Regions from separate parts of the Homo sapiens genome. Here region 1 is linked to region 2. A link is an interaction called in ENCODE POLR2A ChIA-PET data of the cell type or tissue named here. Cell type or tissue: PC-3. All regions are shown on one strand. Each heading gives the region's core, and the rest is flanking DNA. Links, peaks and the distances in the headings are about the cores only. Region 1 holds the start of LOC107984697 (a long non-coding RNA gene). Region 2 has its middle 120 kb from the start of LINC00524.

Evidence for each region. Peaks named below come from ENCODE experiments on the same cell type or tissue, not always from the same donor. Only the 100,000 strongest peaks of a DNase experiment are listed, where the experiment ranks them.
Region 1: POLR2A ChIA-PET joins it to region 2 with 15 read pairs; 4 of 35 experiments call an interaction of 5 or more read pairs at or near these places.

What each region holds. Positions count from the first base shown.
Region 1 is chr14:101,360,129-101,371,126 of GRCh38, reverse strand. LOC107984697 (a long non-coding RNA gene) reads left to right here and starts at 6,734. Exons shown (of 5, transcript XR_001750892.2): 1 at 6,734-6,955; 2 at 7,603-7,791. In PC-3, for the core only: no CTCF peak of the experiment used is centred there; no DNase peak of the experiment used is centred there.
Region 2 is chr14:101,277,669-101,288,666 of GRCh38, reverse strand. No RefSeq gene overlaps it. Among named protein-coding and RNA genes, the nearest start is that of LINC00524, 120 kb to the left of the region's middle. In PC-3, for the core only: no CTCF peak of the experiment used is centred there; no DNase peak of the experiment used is centred there.

The DNA.
Region 1 (10,998 bases), core at 1,603-9,602, 82 kb before region 2:
GCCACCCATGTGTGCTCCTTACAAGGTGCCCTTACCACACAGAGGCAGCTATGTGTTTCCTCCCCAGCCAGACCATGAACGCCGTATGTCTGGGATCTGGGTATCTGTCTCTGGGAATCCCCCGTGCCTAGCATGGTGCCTGATGCACAGTAGGCTCTCAGCCTGTGTTTGGTGACTGCACAAATAGATGTGTGAACTTACATGAGCTCTCGCGTGACATGATTTAATGTCATTCTTATAACAACTCTGAAGTGGGCAGAGTGTGTATGACTGTCCTCCCTTACACAAGAGAAAACAGGGCCCCTTCCGTGGGGCTGGCTGAGGACCCGATGGTGGGCCATAGACCAAAGTCATGGTACCGGTGATTGCATTCCTCCACAGAGCTTGCAGCACATCTGAGCACTGATTTAGGTCTTGGACCCAGCAGTGTGCATCATTCTTTAACCTTTACAAGACTGTAGAAGGCTGGTCTTACCTTATTCCCATTTTATGAAGAAACCAAGGCACAGAGAAGCTGAATATTTTGCCCTGGTCCTGTGCTCCCTGAAGCTAATGCCCAAATGGGAACCCTACGCGAGGGCACAGTCTCAGCCACGCGGCCCCAGGCGGCAGTGAGAATGAAGAGAAACGCCTGGTATGTGCTAGGCTGGGGCCTGGAGGCCCCTTCCCTGGCTTCTCCCAACCAAGAGCGCCTGTTTCTCAACACCTGCCAGGGACCGGGTTGCTGGCAGAGGGCATGGCCAGTGTTGTGACCTTGGAGATGGAGAAAGGAAACCAGTGCTGGGTGCCTTCCTCCCTAGCATCCCCGGGAGCCCTGGTCCTTCTCAGAGTGGCCGCAGGAAGCCTGGTGTGGTTCTGGATGAGGTCTGGGAGAGGGCGATGAAGGAGGAAGAAATGGCATCCCGGTGAGTCCTTTCCTGCTCCTTTAAGGCTTATGGAGAAAGGAAATTCATGTGGTGGCGAGGACGAGCTGACGTGGAAAGATTGCTGGCTTCCAAGCAGGAGGCTGTGGTTTCAGACTCTCTGATTTTGTGGCCTTGGGCTTGTTTCTGAACCTCTTTGAGGCGCAGTTGAGTTATTTGCAAATCAGGGATACAAGTACATGCCCTGCAGGTCATCTCTGACGCATTCTTAATTCCAGGCTTTGAGGATGCTTTGGTGGCCTCATTCACTGGGACTTACTAGCGGGCAGAGGTTGTGATTATAACGGAGGCCTACAATGCACGGGGTGTTTCATCCTCACCACCGCCTGGGAGGTGGCCATGGGTATTTCCATTTTACAAGTGAGGAAAACTGAGATCCCAAAACATAAGGGGTGTGCTTAAGGCCATACGGATCTAAGTGGCAGAACTGGACTCCGGGCCCAGCCACGCCACGGGCCACCTTCTCTCGGCCTGGCCGCCGCTCACCCCAATGCAGCATGTCCTGTGCCCGACTGGACTGGCCAATTCCAAATATGCTTTGAAAAGATTTATTAGACACATCAGGAGTTTTCATCAGCTGGATTTTTTTTTTCCTTTCTGGGTTGTTATTATTTTGCATCAGGAAAAAAAGGAAAAGAATTTAATTCATCCTTAAATGCTGGGAAGAAAGAATGCAACAACAAAAAAACACCACTGCCAGGGAACAGCATGAAGCCAGAGGGTGAGGAGGGTGAGGCCTGACAGAGTCCACCGGGCGGGGATGCAGAAAAAGTCTTGCCATTGGCGGCTGTTCCCTGGGGGTTCACGAGGCCCTCTTCACGGACCTTCTTGGCTGGCGCATGAGTTCTCTGGCCAGCTGGCCACTTGGTAAGTGTCCACAGGCAATGCTTGCTGTAAGGAAAATTAGAGGCACCCAACTCTGAGTTTAGAGGGTGCTATGGCTAGAATGTTTGTGTCTCTCCAAAATTCATGTTGAAACTTAATCCCCAATGCAATAGTCTTACGAGATGGGGCCTTTAGAAAGTGATTAGGTCCTCAGGGCTCCACTCTCACGAATGGCATCAGTACCCTTATGAAACGGCTCCAGGGAGCCTGATTGTCTCTTCCGCCCCTTCGTCCGTGAGGACCTGGGACAAGCGCCACCTCGGAAGCAGAGAGCAAGCCCCTCCAGATGCTGCCTCTGCCAGTGCCTTCATCTTGGACTTTGCAGTCTCCAGAATGGTGATAAATAAATACCAATGATTTAGAAATCACCCATCCCAAGATGTTTTGTTACAGCAGTAGGAACGGATTAAGACAGGGGACCATGTGGTGTTTGTGTGACAAAATGTTTCTGGTTCTCAACTGGAACAACTGCTGGGCACCGAAGGCCCAGGAGGGAGGCAGGCAGTGGGGTGAGTGCTGCTCCCCACACCAGCCCTTAGGACAGAGGTAAGCAAGGGCGGTGCCTGCACCTTCCATTTTTCTTACGTATAATTAAGGGTCCCAGTCCCTGCCTCAGGGAAAATAGAGAAGAGAAGAGCCTGTCTCCGCACACAGTGGTTTATATGTAAATGTGTGTCTAAGGCCGTGGTCCTCACCAGCTTTCTACCTGGGGCCGGGCCACATAAGCATTCTGAGCACATGTGTTGAGCTTATTTGTGAAGAAAGGAAGTTGGCTTGTATATGGGCATCCCACAGCCCTGTCTGGTTTTATGATTTCATGCCCTATGCATGTGCACGTCATTAGATATTTGACCAAGGGGCGCAGCAGAGGGACACTGACCACTAAAAGTGCATCGTCACAGAGGCTTCCCAAATTCCGCCTGTGTTCATGCCCAGCCCCGTCACTTCCCTCTGTTTACTGGGCCATGCCTGCTGCCTTGGCGTCTGCCTCCCCATGTCCAGGAGCTCCCTGTGGGCAGGAAGCTGTGTATGGCTCCTGTGATCGTACCGAAGAATTCAGAGTCATTGCTACACTAAGGACAGCCACGTGCCCACCCAATGGCAACCGGGGCATAAAACTGCCCAGCAGGGATCAGCACAGAACACTGATGTGCACGAGGGGTGCTGGAGAAACCCGCTCGCCCTCCACGTGGAACCCAGGGCACAGTGTGAGACGGATTTGGACAGATGCCCTGACCCTCCGTGGGCACACACTAAGCAGGCCCCACAGCAGCGTGGACCGCCCCGCGTCCAGTGTGATGGCAACTGTCCAGTCACAGAGACACAGGACGGTGCCACAGGCCTCAGTTGGCTGTGCATATTAATCGCATGCCTGCTGTGCCCATGGAGGCAGTGCGGAGGGGGAGGTAGGGGCTGGAAGGAGGAGGAGGGGGGTTGGGCAAGGGAGGGTCTGGAGAGCCACAGGAGCAGGCTCTCTTTCCATCAGCTCCCGGAGCCCTCCCCTCACCCGCTCTTCTTCTCCACACCTCTGCTTTCATCCTCTGAGGCTGGCCTCCATCCTCCTGGCTCCCAGCAGCGGGGGCTGCCTTGTGCTCCCTAGGCTGTGTGTGTGCAAACTCCTGTTTGCCTTTGCACTTCCCCAGGGCTTCTCCTGCTGGGGCTGGAGCCAGGGGACTGGATCCTGCTGGGGCTACAGCCCTCCTTCCCCAAGAGCTGTGTCTTGGAGAGTGAGGAGGAGTCGATGCGGAGGGGAGAGGGATGGCGAGGTGGAGAGGGTGAGGACACAAGGCACCCAGAGGGATAAGGAAACTGTGTCCTCCGTTCCCCTGAGGCTGCAAACCCGGTGGGGGACCCAGTTCAAGTCAGAAACATCTGTAGGTTCAAACTCAGGAAGCCAAGACCAGGAACACCTGGAAGAGAAGTTAGTTGCCTGAAGATTTTAAAGTCTCTGTTGGAGAAAGTTTTAGCTCGTTTCATGGGTGATTGAATCGCAGCTGTTTGAAGTTATTGTGAAGTGATGTGCAGACATGATTTAGTAATCATCAAATGTTAGCTATATACTGCAGGAAGGTATAAGGGGTGACGCCAGTTCTCCCACCCTACTCCAGCCCCACGCCACTCTGGGCTCAATTCTTCTGATGAGTTTCTCCCATAGCGCTAATTGAAATATTTGTCCTGGGTGCTGATTTAGCTGTTTAAACCCATTTGTGTACCCCCCAACAAAACACACTAGAAAAGACGAGGTTTGGCTCAGACTCGCCCCGACACCACCCAGCTTCTCAATCTTTGTTATTGTTTTTGTTATGTTTAAAACTTTAAATATGTTTATGCAATTTTTACACAGTTTATATATATTATGAATTAAATTCTGCAAACAAGGTCGTGTTTATATATAAGTGTAGTCCACCCTTTCTTTGTTTTGAGTTTTTTGTTGTGGTGCAATATATCTAACATGGGATTTACCATTTTGCCCATTCTCAGTGTACAGTACAGTGGCGTTAAGTACACATACGTTCCACCACGCATCTCCAGAATGTTTCGTCTTCCCAAACTGACACTCTCTCTGTTAACATTAACTCATCCTCCCCTCCCTCTGCTCCTGAGAGACACCAATCGCCCTCTGTGTCTGCAAATTTGACTTAGGTGAGGTCTAGAGGGGGGAACTCTACTGGATTTGATCTGTAGTCCACTCTTTCTGAAATGACCAACTTTTTTTTTTTGAGATGAAGTCTCACTCTGTCGCCCAGGCTGGAGTGCAGTGGCGTGATCTCAGCTCACTGCAACCTCCGCCTCGCTGGTTCAAGCCATTCTCATGCCTCAGCCTCCTGAGTAGCTGGAATTATAGGTGCCTGCCACTGTACCTGGCTAATTTTTGTATTTTTAGTAGAGATGGGGTTTCGCCATGTTGGCCAGGCTGGTCTTGAGCTCCTGACCTAAGGTGATCTACCCGCCTCGGCCTCCCAAAGTGCTAGGATTACAGGTGTGAGCCACTGCCCCTGGCCTTGAAATGACCAACTTTCAACCGTGTGTGCATCTACTCGTCCTGCCACATGAGATGAGGACATCAGCCACGTGCCAGGGTCACACAGCCACTCAGCTGCAATTCTGGGGATCACGCTTGGGTTGTCACACAGCCACTCAGCTGCAATTCTGGGGATCACGCTTGGGTTGTCACACAGCCACTCAGCTGCAATTCTGGGGGTCACGCTTGGGTTGTCACACAGCCACTCAGCTGCAATTCTGGGGGTCACGCTTGGGTTGTCACACAGACTCCAAACAGCCTCCGCACCCCCCTCGTCCTGGGATCTTGGCATGACTAGGCATCAGGACTGAAGGGATGGGAGGCTCTTTGGGAAGTCCCCTCTTACAAAAGAGGCACATTGCTGGCTGGGGTTTGTGTCAGGGCCCTGAGGGCTGGCAGGCACAGCTACCTGCTGGTCCCAGGTAGCTCAAACGCCTCTGTGCTGTGTGAGGAGGAGAGTCTAGGATGCGGAGGGTAAGGAGCCGTTGTCTTGAAGCCCGGGCCCTGCCTCTTGGTGGCTTCCGACTCCAGGAATGCAGACAGAGCTCCTGGCGGCTGGTGTGGTGCAGGCCTGTTTCTGCAGGCTGCCTCCTTGTTTATTCCACTTGTACCATTTCTCCTGGCAGAGACCTTCCCCAGCCATGGCCGGAGTCATGTTGGGACAGCTGACCCCTGGGCTCTCTTGAGCTGGCTTAGGAGCCTGGATGCCGCCCTCTGCGTAGAGTAGCAACATTCCTGGCCAGACATGAAAGGAGAGATTATAACAGCCCATTTTCTCCAAGCAGCTTATCCCGATTAAGTGGGAATCAGGCACAAATCCCCACCCTCAAGTCCTTTCTTCTCATCCTCCCCCACCAGCCGCCTCACCCTGATGAAGTCTGACAAGACCCAGGGGGGATGTCTCAGAGCACGTGGAGCTCCTGCCAGCACCCCATATACGTGCGGGGCCGAGCCCCCCAGCATGGCCACTCGCCGGCAGCCGAGGCCCATGGTGGAAAATCGGACCTGCCCGGGGCAGCACCTATGCTCCTTCCTCCCTGCTATTTGTCTTCTGCGGGCCCGAGGGGCTGGGCTTTGCCTGTACATGGTGTTCTCTGGTCACATCAAGACGAGGTTGCGTAATCCCCGGACTGTGCGTGGGGTGTGGGGTTGCCTGGGTCTGTGGCCTCGGGTGTCCGGCCAGGCTAAGCCAGGCCCCTATCCCACCCGGCCAGCAGCAGCCCCCTCACCCTCGTGCAAGCCGGAGCGGGAAGTGCCAGCGAGAAGCGGAGGCCAGGCTGATTTACGAGGATGGAGCCTTCGGGGAGCTCCGATTCGGCCTGGGAAGCTCCTATTCGTGACGCTGCCCTGGGCTGGCCCTGCCGCTCACTGGCCTCCGCCCACACCTATTTTGAGCATTTTTAATATTTTCATAAGGACTGTGGGGCAGATGATTTATGGCTCCCTCTCCCCTTCCAACCCTTGTACAGGGCCGTGGCAAATGCATCTGGAAAGGACTGGAGAAAATACAGATGAGTGAGAAAGGCGCCAATGAGGCGATCTCGGCCACACTCACTTAGTTAGAACGGTCAGGCCCAGCCCCCGGAGCCCAGGGCAGGAGCCAGGCGGAGCAGCTGTCTGTGGCTCTCCAAAGCATCACAACGTTAGAAATGAACTTTGCAGCGCGCAGACCTGGCAGAGGAGGCTGCTGAGGCCAACACTGAAACAAGCAGTTCAGAGGGCAAAGCGATTTGGGCCGCGTTTGGGCTACGCTGGCACTCCCCCGGCCTTTCCATTTGAGAGCAGTAATTCATTGTAAGATGGAAACTGCTTAGAGATAACTGGAGAACATTGGCCTTTAACACACATAAACAAAGTGATTTCAAAGGAAGGGCACTTGTTGGCCCTCCAGCCAGCCAAGGCAGAAAGCCCTGCTCCAGCTCGGAGACCTGCAGTGAGGGCCTTCCCAGGGCCTGTGGGATGCTGGGGGCAGGGATTCTGCTTTTTGTCCCTGGGCTATATCTCACTAGCCGTTTGCTGGGAAGGCAGGCGGGGACCTGGACGCCCGCACACCCTCGAGGGCCTCCAGTCTGCAGGTCCCTAGCCCGGGTCCCAGGCAGTGTGCAGTGTGGACCTGCTTGGCAAGGTCGGTACAGGGGAGGAGCGATCCTTCAGGAAGGTCCACAAAACTGACCACAGCAGGGGTGGGGGTGGGGAGGACTCTTGGGCATGAAGGATGATGGACAGCAACAGGGAGGTGAGGATGGGCCCCAGGCAGAGGAGCTGCGTGCGCAGCGTGGTGTGTGAGGTAGACAGTAGACGGGGAAATCTGGGGGGGCCCGAGGCAGCATCTGTGGAGGGGAGGGTGAGGGAGACAGGTGCCAGGTCACGGGGGTACCTGAGGCCACACTGAGGATCCAGGCCCCGCCTTCAGGGCAACGCAGCTGTTGGTTAGTTTTGGTAATTGACACATAATAACTGTATATATTATATATTTATGAGGTACAATCTGATGTTTTGATATATGTTTACATTGTGAAATGTTTCAATCAAGCTAATCAATAATCTTTCACCTCACATACCGATCTTCTTTTGTGGTGAAAACATTTCAAATCTTCTCTTTTAGCAATTCGGAAATATACAATGCATTAGTATTTATTCTAGTCAGCATTCTGTGCGATAGATCACTGAAACCTATATGTCTTATCTAACTGAGATCTTGTATCCTTTGACCTTCTCCCCTTGCCCCATCTCCCAGCCCCTGGTAACCGCCATTCTGCTTTCTACTTCTAGGACTCTTTTTAGACTCCACATGTTAAGTGATATTTCTCAAAAGAAGACATCCAAGTGGTGAACAGATCTATGAAAAAAAAAAATGCTTGTCATCACAAACCATCAGGGAAATGCAAATTAAAACCACAGTGAGACATCACCTGCCCTGTTCGAATGGCTTATCAAAAAGATGAAAGACAGCAAGTGTTGGTGAGGATGTGGAGGAAAGGGAACCTTGTGTGCTGTTGGTGGGTATGGACAGTCATACAGCCACTGGGTGTTGGGAGGAGAAAACGTGGTGATTCACTCAGCAGATGCCCTCATTCATTCAGTGCTGGCCAACTGCTGTGCTCCTGGTCCTGGGTCGGGTGCCTACTAGAGGATGCAGATACAGCATTTGAGATGGACTGCTCTGGCACTGGCCTGGGGGCAGGGTAGGGGAGCGGGAAATGGTCATTCCTGTGAGAAGCTGGGATGGAAAGGAGAAGACGGATTGGGGATGGTAAGAGGCAGAGGGGGCAGGCTTGGAGATCACATGGGTGTGGACATGGCGGATGGGGTGGGCTGGGAGAAGTGGGTAGGGAAAGGTGGCACCGAGGTAGCAAGTTCTGGTGACCAGGCAGATGGCACCGTCCTGCCCAGAGATGGAGGCTACAGGAGCTGGTGAGTGCCCCAGGCCTGGATGTGGGACACATGAGGTCATGAGGAGCAACCACAGGAGCCGTCCTGTGAGAAGCTAATATGTGAGTCTCAGGAGGAGATGGGGTGCCGAGGGTCAGCGGGGTTGCGTGTGTGAGTGCGGAGCAGAGTGGAGGCCGCGGGAGGCCAAGGCAGTGGTCAGGATGTGAGGGGTGGAGTGAGCACTGTGGGCCTGCTGGAGGAACCTGAGGGGCAGACATTGCCATCTCACTGGCAGGTCGGGGAGAAGGTGGCCGGTGGCAAGGGTGTGCCCTCGGGTTATAAGGAGGGGTTCATGTCCAGACTCTGGACATGTATGGCTGGGAGACTTTGGGTAGCTTTTCTGAGCCTCAGGGTCCCTAAGTTAGATGGGGGTGATGATGTCTACCTCACAGGGTGTGGGGGATTAATGGGCCAAACTTGGTGCTGATGTGCATAGAGTGTGCAGTGAGACCCCAACCTTAGTGATGCCTGTGCCCCCAGATGCAGCTGAAGGGTAGCACCCACCGACTGTAATATCATAAGGGGGCAGGACACACCCAGATATTTAGGACAAATCAGAAATCCTCGTTGGATGCTCTTTCTATGCATGTGAACACATTTTGGTTGGGGCAGGGCGAGGAACCTCTCAGAGCCATGGATGGGGTGGCCGTGAGGAGGGGGAGTTGCATGCTGGGTATGCCTTATGGGTGGGCATGAACTTTGTGGACCAAAGGCCACAGCCCCTTTTGGAGTAGCCCCTTTTGTAACGGTAGAGGGTTTTAGGAGGGATTTGTCGATGAGACCGTGGCTGAGGTTCATCTGAAAAGGCTCCCTGAGGAACCAAAGCCCAAGACTCGCTGGATAGATGTGTTCGGTGCAAACCAGGGTGCAGAGAGCACAGCATCAGGTCCCAGGTGCCAGTTGCCAGGCCAGCCCATGGTTAGACAGCCTCAGGTGGAGGGAGTACAGCTTCTGTGTCCCTGCCTGAATGAACGGTGGCACAGGAGTGGAATTTTGAGATGCCCTGGGAAAAACGTGGAAGCGCTGGAAATGTGTGGGCAGGAACAGTCTTGGAGCACCGTGTGGACCTAGTCACAGACAAGCCCGGCTCACGTCATGCCTCATTCTGCTTATCTGTGATGGCTGACCTCCTCAAGGCCAGCAAGGTATCAGGACTTACAAGTTCCCAACAGCTTTGCAGGCTCTGGAGGACAGCAGAAAGGTCACCGTCCACAAGCAGGCGCTGCCACCATGGAGAGGGGTAAGCGACATATGCCTGGGTGGTTCAGGAGCACCACGCTTAGTCCAGCCCCACCACCCTACAGAGGAGGAAAACATGCTGAGGAGACTTTCAGGGACTTGTTTATGCCCCAGTTAATGATCTTCTCCACTTGGTATCCCCCGGTACAAGGTTTCCAGAAATGTCATCCTTCTGATGGGATGTGGGAACCCCCAGGTCCCGATTGCTCAAGGTTTGTCAAAGATTTCCAGGCCCACGCTGAAGACGGCAGAGGGACAGTGTTACTCGTGGTTAAACGTCTGGTCAGCACCTTCTTTGCCATTAGAAATGTCATCTCCAACTCCCACGAATGTTGCTTCACCGTTAACTGGGGTGACGTCGGGCGGCTGCCTCTGCTCTGCTCTGGGGTCAGGATTTCATTTCTGCTTTTTTCACAGGTGTAAGTCTGGGCTGTTAACAGGCACAGCCCAGGAACCCAAGGACATCTGTTGGCACCACGGCTGCCTGCACACAGGGTGCAGACTTCAGATGCCGTGTCCTTCCCCATCCGCTCCTGCGACCCAGCCACGAAGCCTGGCCGGCTCTATTCCCTGAGCCTCTGGGTGACTTGTGACCCTAATCCACCTCTTTGGGGAGGTTTATTAATTACTGTACTGGAGGCAGCTCCGTGCCAAGAAGTTCAAAGCATCTTCCAACCTTGACCCATTAATCCCTTTAGCATCCCAGGGAGATCGGAAGGCACTGGCTGAGTCCTGTGATTCCCATCGCCTGCCATTGCATACATGGTGGGGGATGGAGGGGGAACTTGAGCAAGGAGAGCTTGGCCTGCATGTCCTCCGTGAGTCAATAGCAGGCCTGGAAAAGAAGTTGAGTTTCCCGACTGAGGCCAAGAGCCTCACTGCCAGCACAGGCTTCCTTCCTTACAAAACAGTTGTCATCCACGCCTCTCAAGATGTACCCGTCCCTCAACACCCCATCCCCCAGCACGGGCCGCCTCAGTATCTTAGTGCCAGCAGCACTACCGCTGTTTACATTGAGCTCTGGAGAGTGGCGTTTTATCATCAGGAGCAGCCAAACACGGCCCTCTCCCTTCTCTGAGTATCCTCTGCAGAAAACACCCTCCCCCACAAAAGGGTTTGGTCTTGGAGCAGAGGCCACATCCGTCACCTGTTCAGGGAGCACCACAGCTGTGCGGTCCCCGAGGGGGCTACCTACCAGGGCAGGGCGGCTCCCCGGGGTGCTCGGGGGACCCCCAGCCAGAGGCAGCTGGATAAGGAAGAAACAAGATGTTCTTTCTCCTGCCTGTATTTGCCTTGTACTCTTCAGATTCGACATTGTTTTTAATTTTCAGCCTAATTTTAGTCCAAGAACTTGGTGAGGCTGGAGAAGAGTCTTAAAGCCTTTTTTTTTTTTTTTTTTTTTTGTAAACAAGTGTACTTTTCTGGCCAGATGTTTCTTTTTTCCTGGTCTTACGGGGCTGCGCCATTGAACTGGCCGGCTGAAACTGAATAAATCTT
Region 2 (10,998 bases), core at 911-8,910:
AAGGGGCCGGAAGCAAGCGACGCTCCATGTTGTGTAATTATTGTCCAGACTTTGATCTCAAGCGACAGGGTCCTCGGGGAGCTTGCTGCACTTGATTTAGGAGTCTGTTCTGCCGTCTCCCACCGCAGACTCACAGCGGCTCCTCCTGCAGTGTGAAAGAGTGGTGCTGACTCTTCTAGGATACAGTAACAGGAATGGTTGTTCCTGTCATACGTGAGGCTTCCACCTCCTCTCCAGGGGAGCAGAAGAGGGCTTCAGGGTGGGGCATCCCTCCAGCAGTGGGGGCCACACCAGTCAGCGCCCTTCCCAGGGGAGCACCCTGGGCCCCTGAATTATGCTTCTTGTCCCCACCACTGACTCCTGGGGACCCCGTGTCCACTCCAAGCTCCAGCCTGGCTCCAAGGAGGGAGCCACGTGAATAGAGTCTCAGTACACTGTAGGGTGTCCTGCATGAGAGGCAAGCTCAGGCACACGCCCTTTTCATTAATTCAGCAGAAACAGGAACATACTCTTTTCATTAATTCAGCAAAAACAGGCACACGCAGGGAAAGTGAAGAGAAAATAAGGACAGAGCATGCAAATGTAATAGCATCAAACCTGCCCTACTTCCCGCGCACACCAGCAGAGTGCTTGACTGTTCCTGGCCATCTCCTTGCCTCAGGTAACTCTGCTCAGCAAAGCTTCACAGGCCTCCATTCATCAATGTGGGATGCCAGGGACATGGAGGCTGGGATTCGGAGTGGACATTGCTGGGAGCAGATGTGCTTCAGGCATGCCGGGGATGTTCCTGGAGCTGGTGAGGGGGCGCCTAGTCCAGGCTGGGGGAAGGCTGAGTCCAGAAGCCAGCTCGGGAGGGTTGAAGTGAACTATGAGGTAGCAATGCCTTTAGGAGAGAAACTGGGAGGCTGGGGCTATCCTCCACAAAGAAAATGGGATGCTCTGGACCAGAAGAATGTCTGCAGGTACCATCATTTTGGTTTTTGCTAATTTTTTATCATTTCTTCACTCATCATTAAGCAGGGAGATTCTGTATGTGTCTGCCGCAGAGCTGGGGACACAGTGACTAGCCACCAGCCCTGCCCTGAGCAAGGAGCACACAGCCAGTCAGGGCTGCGTCCCTTGGCTCGTGGCCTCTTCCTTCATCTTCAGGGTGGCTGCTGAGTCTGAGGGTTTGAGTCCTTCTCACATCCCCTCCTGCCTCCTTCTTTTACATTTAGGGGCCCTCTGATGACACTGGGACCCACTAGGGTAATCCAGGATAATCCCCCTATTTTAAGGTCAGCTGATTAGTGACCTTAATTCCATCAGCAACCTTAACTCCACCCCTTGACCTACAAGCAACATAGCCACAGGTTCCAGGGATCAGGATGCAGACATCTTTGGGGGGACATGATTTTGCCCACCATAGCTTCCCAGAGGGGCTGGCATCTAAACTGATCCTGGAAGAGCGCACATGAGCTTGCTGGGTTCTGCTGAGGCAGCAAGAGGACTCTCACCACTAACAGAGCAGATCTCTTATGTGTCCTCTTGGACATTTGGAAAGACTGGTGCGGTGGGGCGGGGAGACATTAGAAATGGGCTGGTTTTTTGAAAAAGGAGACAAGACCCGGTAGAGATCAGCATGAGTCGGGGGTGTTACAGCGAACACCCAGTCCCTACCATGCCCATGACATTGGCACCATTTCCAGCAGGCGCAACCCCACACAGACCTCGGGGCAGCAGCCTGCTGGGCAGAGAGAGCTTGTCCCTATTCTGTATTTAGGCACAAGAGAGGATTCGGGGAAGGCAGCCAGATGTGCGAGCTGATGGAGACCATGTCCAGTCGGGCTTAGTCCGGTTCAGTCCAAAGGCATGCACTGTACTCTGAGGCCATTTCAAATGTTGCCAAGACCCCTGGGTTCAAGCCAGAAGGAGGACCTCTAGTCAGAGCTGGGGGTGGGGGTGGGGTGAGGGCAGTGGGTATTGTTGTAATTGTTTCAGAACATACTAAGTTAATTTATTTGTTTTGCCTTGTGCCTTTTAAACAGGCTTTCATCATCGAATGTGTTTTCCATCTCGTCCTGTCGCACAGGTAGGAGACCTTGTATTGTTTACTCCTGGAGGCGTCTCCTCCCCATAGCCCTGTTTAGTCGGCTGGGCAGGGAGCTCGTCTTTTTACAGCCTGTGCTTTGCGTGGCCTGGCCGCCTTCTCCGTTTTCACTCCCCTTGTTGATCTGAACCCCTGCCACAACAGCATGCTTCCCTCTGACTTTCACACCAGAACAAATTCCGTGCAGGAACATGGACCTGTCTGCTCTAACCCGGCCCACACCCCGCCACTCCCCTGCCCTCGGCCTCCAGTAGCTGAGTGACCAGGGCCCAGGGATGCCCACACAGGAGGCAGTGAGGTGTGTGGAGGACCCAGAGGTGGGCGGGTGGGTTCCAGGACCAGCCGGGCTCCTCCTGGACTTCAGGATCACAGGGTCCCACGTCAGGGCTCACCACTGCTCCCCTCAAAGCTGGCCAGGCCCGTCCACCTCCGTCTCTCTTCCGTGGCATCTCTAGGTTTGGTTCAGGGCAGGGAGCCAGCAGCCCACAATTGTTCACCATCTTGTCAGGAACCAGAAGTTGTCCAGCCCCCTTATGTTGGCAATGGGGAGACGCTCGGTGCTTCCATTTAGTACACGTTCATGGATGTTCGTTCTAAACCAAAGTGGCAGAGCTCAAAACCATGGCCTCCAGGGGCCTCCCCAGCCACCCAGAAGCAAGAGCCAGTTTCCAGAAATAGACCCCCATCAGATCAGCTCTCCAGAGAACTGCACCAGGGTTCCTGCCGCCCCTGCTGAAAGCCCTTTGCGGTCTGCCCAGGCTCCCCTCCCTCTGCTCTTCCCCTTTCTCTCCATCCTCCAGTGGCCATCCTCACGGACGCACTGCCCTCCCACCTTCCCGATGCCGCCCTTCTCTCCTGGACTCGCTCCTCATCCTGGAAGGTGCAGCTGAACTACTGCCTCACCCCACTCTCTCTTGGTGTCCTCCCCCGCAGGTCAGCTGCACTTTTCTGCTGTGTTCTTGCCTCCGTGACTCACGATTGTCATATTTAGTTATTATCGTGCATTACTGTGTGCCCATCTGCCCCACTAGAAGGTAATGGAGTTGTGTCACTCTCGACCATGTGCCTGCAGCCCAGCTCAGAGCTTGGCATAGACTGGGCATCAGTGAATGCACATTGATTGGGGTGATGGAGCGCTTGCCCGTCACCAACAGGAAGGGGCTGCACGACTTCTGCTTCCTGACAAGATGGTGAACAATTGGCGGCTGCTGGCCCCCTGCCCTGAACCACACCTGGTGATGCCGAGGAAGAGGGAGGGAGGGAGGGGGACAGGCCTGGCCAGCCTTGTGAAGTCTCTGAGGCAACTGAAGGTGGTTGGGTCCTGCTACGTGGGAAAATGTCACTCAGAGCAGAAGAGACTTAAAGCCAGTAGGATGCTAGAACACAGAGGTAAAGGAGAGGAATTTAATTCAGTAAAATGTACAGTTACCTAAACAGGCATGGATTAGTCAGGGTTCTCTAGAAGGATAGGACTCATAGGATAGATGAATATATGAAGGGGGGTTTATTAGGAGAATTGACTCACATGATCACAAGGTGAAGTCCCACCGTAGGCTGTCTGCAAGGTAGGGAGCAAGGAAGCCAGTCCAAGTCCCCAAACCTCAAAAGTAGGGAATCCAACAGTGCAGCCTTTGGTCTGTGGCTGAAAGTCCAAGAGCCCCTGGTGAGTCCAAGAGTCCAAAAGCCGAAGAGCTTGGGAGCCCGATGTTTGAGGGCAGGATGGGAGTAAGAGGAAGCTGGAAGACTCAGCCAGTCTAGCCTTTCCACATTCCATTAGCAGCTGATTAGATGGGCCCACCCAGACTGAGGGTGGTCTACCTCCCCAGTCCACTGACTCAAATGTTAACTCCTTTGGCAACACCCTCATATACACACCCAGGAACAATACTTTGCATCCTTCAATCCAATCAAGTTGATACTCAGTATTAACATTTCGAGGCAAGAACCGAACCAAAACAAAGCCAAAACACAAACCTGTAAGACTCTCAAACTAAAACTCTAAATGATACCCATGTGATTTCAGGAGGGGCTATGGAGTGAAACTGTGGATAGTGAGCTAAGCTTAATTTGAGGTCATAATAATGTAACTACAACTGCATTGAAACAAAAATAGAATGTATACATTTCTATCAGCGAAAAACCTTTCCGTCTTTCTAATGCAAGGTGGGAAAAGAAAAGAGAATACAAAATGAAAGTTAAATAGAAAAAAAATGGAATAAAACCGCTGAAATAAAACTAATTATGACAGTAATTACAGTGAGTGTAAATTGGTTGAATCAATTAAAAGAAAGAGACTTTTGCAGTGGATTTTTAAAAAAGAGTTTCAACAATAAATTGTTTCCAAGAGATGTGCTTAAAATAAAAGAATGTCTAAAGGTTGAAAATAAAGACACAAAAATATATATTGCAGGCATACAGGAATCAAAATAAATCTAAGGTAACAATTTGTTAAACATCTCCCAAAATAGAATTTAAAGTTGGAAAATATAATGTTGGTCAAAAAAGAGATACTATAGAGTAGTAGAAGAGAACAGTAAATATAAAAAGACATTAGAGGGCCAGGTGCCCTGGCTCACGCCTGTAATCCCAGCACTGTGGGAAGCCAAGGTGGGTGGATCACGAGGTTAGGAGTTTGAGACCAGCCTGGCTGACATGGTGAAACCCCGTCTCTACTAAAAATACAAAAATTAGCTGGATGTGGTGGCGCGTGCCTGTAGTCTGAGTTACCCGGAAGGCTGAGGCAGGAGAATCACTTGAACCTGGGAGGCGAAAGTTGCAGTGAGCCAAGATCGCACCATTGCACTACAACCTGGGCAACAAATCTCAAAAAAATAAAAAAGATAAAAATAAAAAAATAAGAGAACAAACTTTTGGGTTCTAGGAATGGCAGAGTAGATTGTATCAGACCAGCCTTCTGCCAATAACAATTACAAACTCTGGACCAACTGAAAAAGCAACTGCTTTATGGCACTGCTGTGCAACCAAAGGCAAGAAGAAATCAGAAGGCATGTGACCCCGGAGGGATGGAAAAAAAACCTACTGTCTGAGTCCTGTATTTTTTCAATTCAACCAGATTTTCTGGGGAGGGCGCTCCCAGTCCTTGGGGCACAGGAGGAATTGAGCTCACCTAAAAAGTGAAGTCCTATCGGGCTGAAAGGTTTGAGTGAGAAACCAAGACTGAAAGCAGCTAGGAACTGTTTTTGTTGCCTTTCTTAAAATATCAGATTGGTGCAAAAGTAATTGAAGGTTTTGCCATTAAAAGTAACGCCAAGAACTGCAGTTACTTGTGCACCGACCTAATATAGTTCACACACAGTAAAATTCCCTATTTAAGGGTCTAATTCAATAATATACATTTTGAAAAATATGTATTCATGTAAACACCATCGCGATTGTGATATAGAACCTTTCTGTTGGCCCCCAAATTTGTCTCTTGTCCTTTGGAAATCAGTCCCTTCTCAACCCCTGAACCCCAGCAATGGCTGATTTGAATTTAGTCACTACAGTTTTGACTTTTTTGAGAACTTCATATAATTGGAATCATGAAGTGCATAGGTTTTAGTGTTTTCTGTCTGACCTCTTTCATTTAGTGTACTGGTTTTCAGCTTCATCCATTTTGTTGCATGTATTAGAAATATATTCATTTTCATTGCAGAGTGATAGCTATTGTATGGTTACACTTCAATTTTTTAATTCACTTCAACAAACATTTGAGTTGTTTCCAGTTTTTGTTGATTATGAATAAGACTACTGTGAACATTCACGTATAAGTCTTTTTGCAAACACGTTTTCAGTTCTCTTGGACAAATACCTCAGAACAGAATTTATGGATCATATGGTAAGTGTGTAACTTTAAAAAAAAGGACGAGACTGTTGTCCAAAGTGCCTGTGTAATTTTGCACTGCTACCAGGAATATGTGAAAGTTCTAGTTGTTCCCCCATCCTTGTCAACACTTAATGTTGTCAAACTTCATTTCAGCCATTTTAGTGGGTGTGTAGTGGGGTAACTTCACTGTGGTTTTAATTTGCCTGTCCTAATTAAAAATGGCATTAGCATCTTTTCAAGTGCTCACTGGCCATCTGTATATCTTACTTTGTGAAGTATTCATTTAAATGTTCTGCCCATTTTTAATGAGGTTGTTTGTCTTATAGTTGCAGTGTAAAGATTGTTTAGTCTGGCTACAAGTCTGTTTTCAAATATGTGTTTGGCAAATATTTTCTCTCAGTCTGTGGCTTTCCTTTTCATTTCCCTAACAATGACTTTTGAGAAGCAAAAGTTTTAATTTTAATGAAATCCAGTTTATCTTTTTCTAAATAGGTTGTACTTTTTCCATCCTATGTAAGAAGTCTCTTCTTAATCCAAGGTCACAGAGTTTTTCTTCTATATTTTCTCCTAGAATTTTTATCATTTAGCTCTTTTATTTAAGTCTGTGGTTCATTTGAAGTAATAAGGTATGAGGCAAAGCTTGAGCTACATTATTCTCTTTTTTTGCATATGAACATCTCATTGTTTCAGCATTTGTTAAAGACATTATCTATTCCTTCATTAAATTGCCTTGGGACCTTCATTAAAAGACAATCCACACATATGTATGGGTCTGTTTAAGAATTTTTCCCCTTCCATTGCATTGCTTTATTTGCCTACCTTTATCCCAATACCAAATTGTCTGTTTTATGCACCTTCATAATAAGTATTGAAGTCAAGTGGCATAGCTAAAATTTCACTGTAAATATTGCCTTTGCTTTATCACATCAATTTAATGTCATGTTTTCATTTTCATTTTGTTCAATATACTTTTCAATTAATTTCTTTCTTGACCCATGCATTATTTAAAAGTGATGTTTAATTCCCAAATATATGAACACTTCTCTGATTTCCTTCAGTAGTCGACTTCTAATTAACTCTGTTGTGGTCAGAGAAGATACTTCAGATTATTTCAATTATTTTAAGTTTATTCAGAATTTTTCTAATGCCTGACAACATGACCTATCTTGGAGAATGTTGCAGTTGTGCTTGGAAAGAAAAGCACATTTTACTGTCACTGGGTAGATTGTTCTCTATGTGTTAAGTGTGGTTATTTGGTAATGCTTTCCAAGTCTTACGTATCTTACAGATTTTCTGTGTTATATATACAGTCATGCACTGCAAAATGACATTTCAGCCGTCAGTGGACTGCATTGACCATGGTGGTCCCATAATGAAGCTGAGAAATGTCTATCACCTAGCGACATCATAGCTGTCATAGCGCAAGGCACAACTCACCCATTCGTGGTGATGCTGATGTAAACAAACCTACTGTGCTGCCAGTCATAGAAAAGTCTAGTACATACAATTATGAACAGTTCCTAATACCTGATCATGATAATAAACAACTCTGTTGCTGGTTTATGGATTCAATATACTACACTTCTACTGTTATTTGAGAGTGTACTCCTTCTACTTATTAAAAAATCAGTTAACTATAGCCTCAGGCAGGTGTTTCAGGAGGTACCCAGAAGAAGGCATTGTTATCATGGGAGATGACAGCTCCATTTGTTTTTTGTTTTGAGATGGAGTCTTGCTCTGTGGCCAGGCTGGAGTGTAGTAACATGATTTTGGCTCACTGCAACCTCTGCCTCCAGGGTTCAAGCGAGTCTCGTGCCTCAGTTTCCCAAGCAGCTGGGACTATAGGTGTGCACCACCATGCCTGGCTAATTTTTGTTTTCTTAGTAGAGACAGGGTTTCACCATGTTGGCTAGGCTGGTCTCGAACTCCTGACCTCAAGTGATCTGCTAACCTCGGCCTCCCAAAGTGCTGGATTACAAGCCTGAGCCACTGCACCCAGCCTCCATTTGTTTCACTGTCCCTGAAGACCTTCCAGTGAGGTAAGATGGGAGGTGGAAGATAGCAATACTGATGATCCTGACCCTGTGTAGGGTTAGGCTAATGTGTGTGTTTCTGTCTTAGTTTTTAAGAAAAAAGTTTAAAAAGCAAATAATCATAATAATAGAACAAAACGCTTACAGAATAAGGATATAAAGGAAGAATATATTTTCGTACAACTATACGATGTGCTTGTGTTTTAAGCCGAATGTTATTACAAAAGAGTCAAAAAGTCAAGAATATTGGAACGTTTATAAAGAAAAATGTTACAGTAAGCTAAGGTTAATTTATTATTCAAGAAAGAAAAATCATTGTAGTAAAATTAGCATAGCCTGAGTGTGCAGTATTTGTGAAGTCCACAGCAGCATACAGGGATGTCTTAGGCCTTCATGTTCACTCCCCACTCTCTCACTGGCTCACCTAGAGGAACTTCCAGTCCTGCAAGCTCCATTTATGGCAAGCGCCCTTTACAGGTGTCCTCTTTTTTATCTTTTACACTGTATTTCTACTGTTCCTTTTCTCTGTTTAGATACACAGATCCCATTGTATTACAGTTGCCTACAGTATTCAGCACAGTATCACTTCTTGTAGCAGGCTCCACCGTCTAGGTTTGTGTAAGTGCACTCCAGGATGTTCTCACAATGACAAAGTCACCTAATGACACATTTCTCAGAATGCATTTCCATCATTAGCAGCACCCGGCTGTGCATCTATAACTGATCACAGTCTACTGGTGCCATTTTACTAGTTCAAGTGAAGTTTTAAAAAATCACCCCTCTCTACATCTCTACTCTTTCTAGTTTATAATATAGTTGTCTTAAATATCTCTTCTACATACATTGAGATCAGACAGCATTATAATTTTTGCTTCAACTGTCAAACATGACTTTAAAAACTCAAGGGGAGGAGGAAAGTATACTGTATTTAATTATATTGTTTCTCTCTTTGTTGTGAATCCTTCTTTCCTGGTGTTCCAGGATTCCTTTATTTTAATCATTTCCTTTATGCTTAGAAAACTTCCTTTAACCATTCTTTAGGGTAGGGCGGCTGGTGGCAAATTCTTAGTTTTTCTTCATCTCAGAATTCTCTGATTTCTTAATTACTGAAGAATATTTTCTCTTGATACAGAATTCTGGGTTGGCAATTCTTTTCTTTCAGGACTTGAAAAAATGCTTTGTCACCTCATTCTGGCCTCCATGGTTTCGAACATAAAATTCATTGTCATTTTAATTGTTTTCCTCTGTAAGTTAAGTGCTGTTTCTCTCTCCCAGCTTTAAAGATTTTATTTATTTTTTGAATTGTCTTTAGTATTGAGGAGTTTAATGTGTCTTAGTATGAACTTATTTGGGTTTATCCATGTTTGAGATACACTCAGCTTTTTAAATATGTAGGTGGTATGATTTGGCTGTTTCCCCACCCACATCTCACCTTGCATTGTAATAATCACCAGGTGTCAAGGGCAGGGCCAGGTGGAGATAACTGAATCATGGGGCCACTTTCCCCCATACTGTCCTTGTGGTAGTGAACACATCTCACGAGATCTGATGGTTTTATAAATGGGAGTTCCCCTGCACAAGCTCTCTTGCTTGCTGCCATGTAAGATGTGACTTTGCTCTCCATTTGCCTTCCACCATGATTGTGAGGCCTCCCCAGCCATGTGGAACTGTGAGTCAATTAAACCTTTTTTTTTTTTTTTTTTTTTTTTTTTTGAGTTGGAGTCTCACTCTGTCACCCAGACTGGAGTGCAGTGGTAAAATCTTGGCTCACTGCAACTTCCGCCTCCTGGGTTCAAGCAATTCTGCCTCAGCCTCCTGAGTAGCTGGGATTACAGGTGCCCACCACCACACTCGGCTAATTTTTGTATTTTTAGTAGAGACGGGGTTTCATCATCTTGGCCAGGCTGGTCTTGAACTCCTGACCTCGTGATCCATCCACTTCGGCCTCCCAGAGTTCTGGGATTACAGGCATGAGCCACTGCGCCTGGCCCTCTTTCCTTTATAATTACCCAGTCTTGGGTATGTCTTTATTAGCAGTGTGAGAACAGACTAATACAGTGGGTTTATGTCTTTTGCCAATTTGGGAAATTTTCGGCCATTCCTTCTTCAATTACTTTTCCAGCCCCACCTTCTTTCTCCTCTCATTCTGGACTTCAATGGCATGAATGCTAAATATCATGTTATAGTCCCACAGTTTCCTGAAGCTCTCTTCATTTTTTCAGTCCATTTTTCCCTGTTGTTTTATTTTTAACTACAGTGATTCTTTTCTCTGTCCTTCATATTCTGCTATTGAGCACATTTATTGAGTTTTACATTTTTGTTATTTTTTTTTCTGTTCTGTAATTTTCATTTGCATTGTCTTTATATTTTCTATTTCTTTGCTGAATCTTTCTATTTTTTATTTGGGTTGAACGTGTTTTTCGAGGCATTTTTAGTATAGCTGTTTTAAAGCCTTCATCTGAGAATTTCAACATCTATGGAGTCTTGGTTTAAGCATCTGTTGATTGTCTTTCTTCATTCAAGCTGTTATTTTTTTGTTTCTTGGTATAATTAGTAATTTTTAAATTGAAAACCTGACATTTTGGGTGTTATATTTTTGGATCCTAGAATATATTTAAACCTATTGCATCAGGCCTCCACTGACACTGCCCCACTGGAGAAAGAGGAATGCTGTTTTGTTGCTGCCAGGTGGAGGTGGAAATCAAAGTTTCCTCTCAGCCTCCACTGAGACGCAAGGAAAGGAGAGACTCCTCCTTACTGTTGGGCAGGGGTAGGAGTTAAAATCCTCTGCTAGGGCTGCACTGATTAAACCTTGGCTGAAAGGCCCAGGGATGCCTCATCACTCATCCCCACATTGCTTCCATTGACCCTGGGGTGACCTTGCGACTGCTGACCTTTATGTCTTGATTCCACTTCAGTAGGGATGGGGAGGGGTCACTCATTAGCGATGAGTGATAATGGAAATCCAGGCTCTCCACGTGGTCTCCCCTGACTCTGTGGGGTGTAGTGTCCCCTGGCATGGATGAAAGTCCTTACTCCTCATTCAGCCT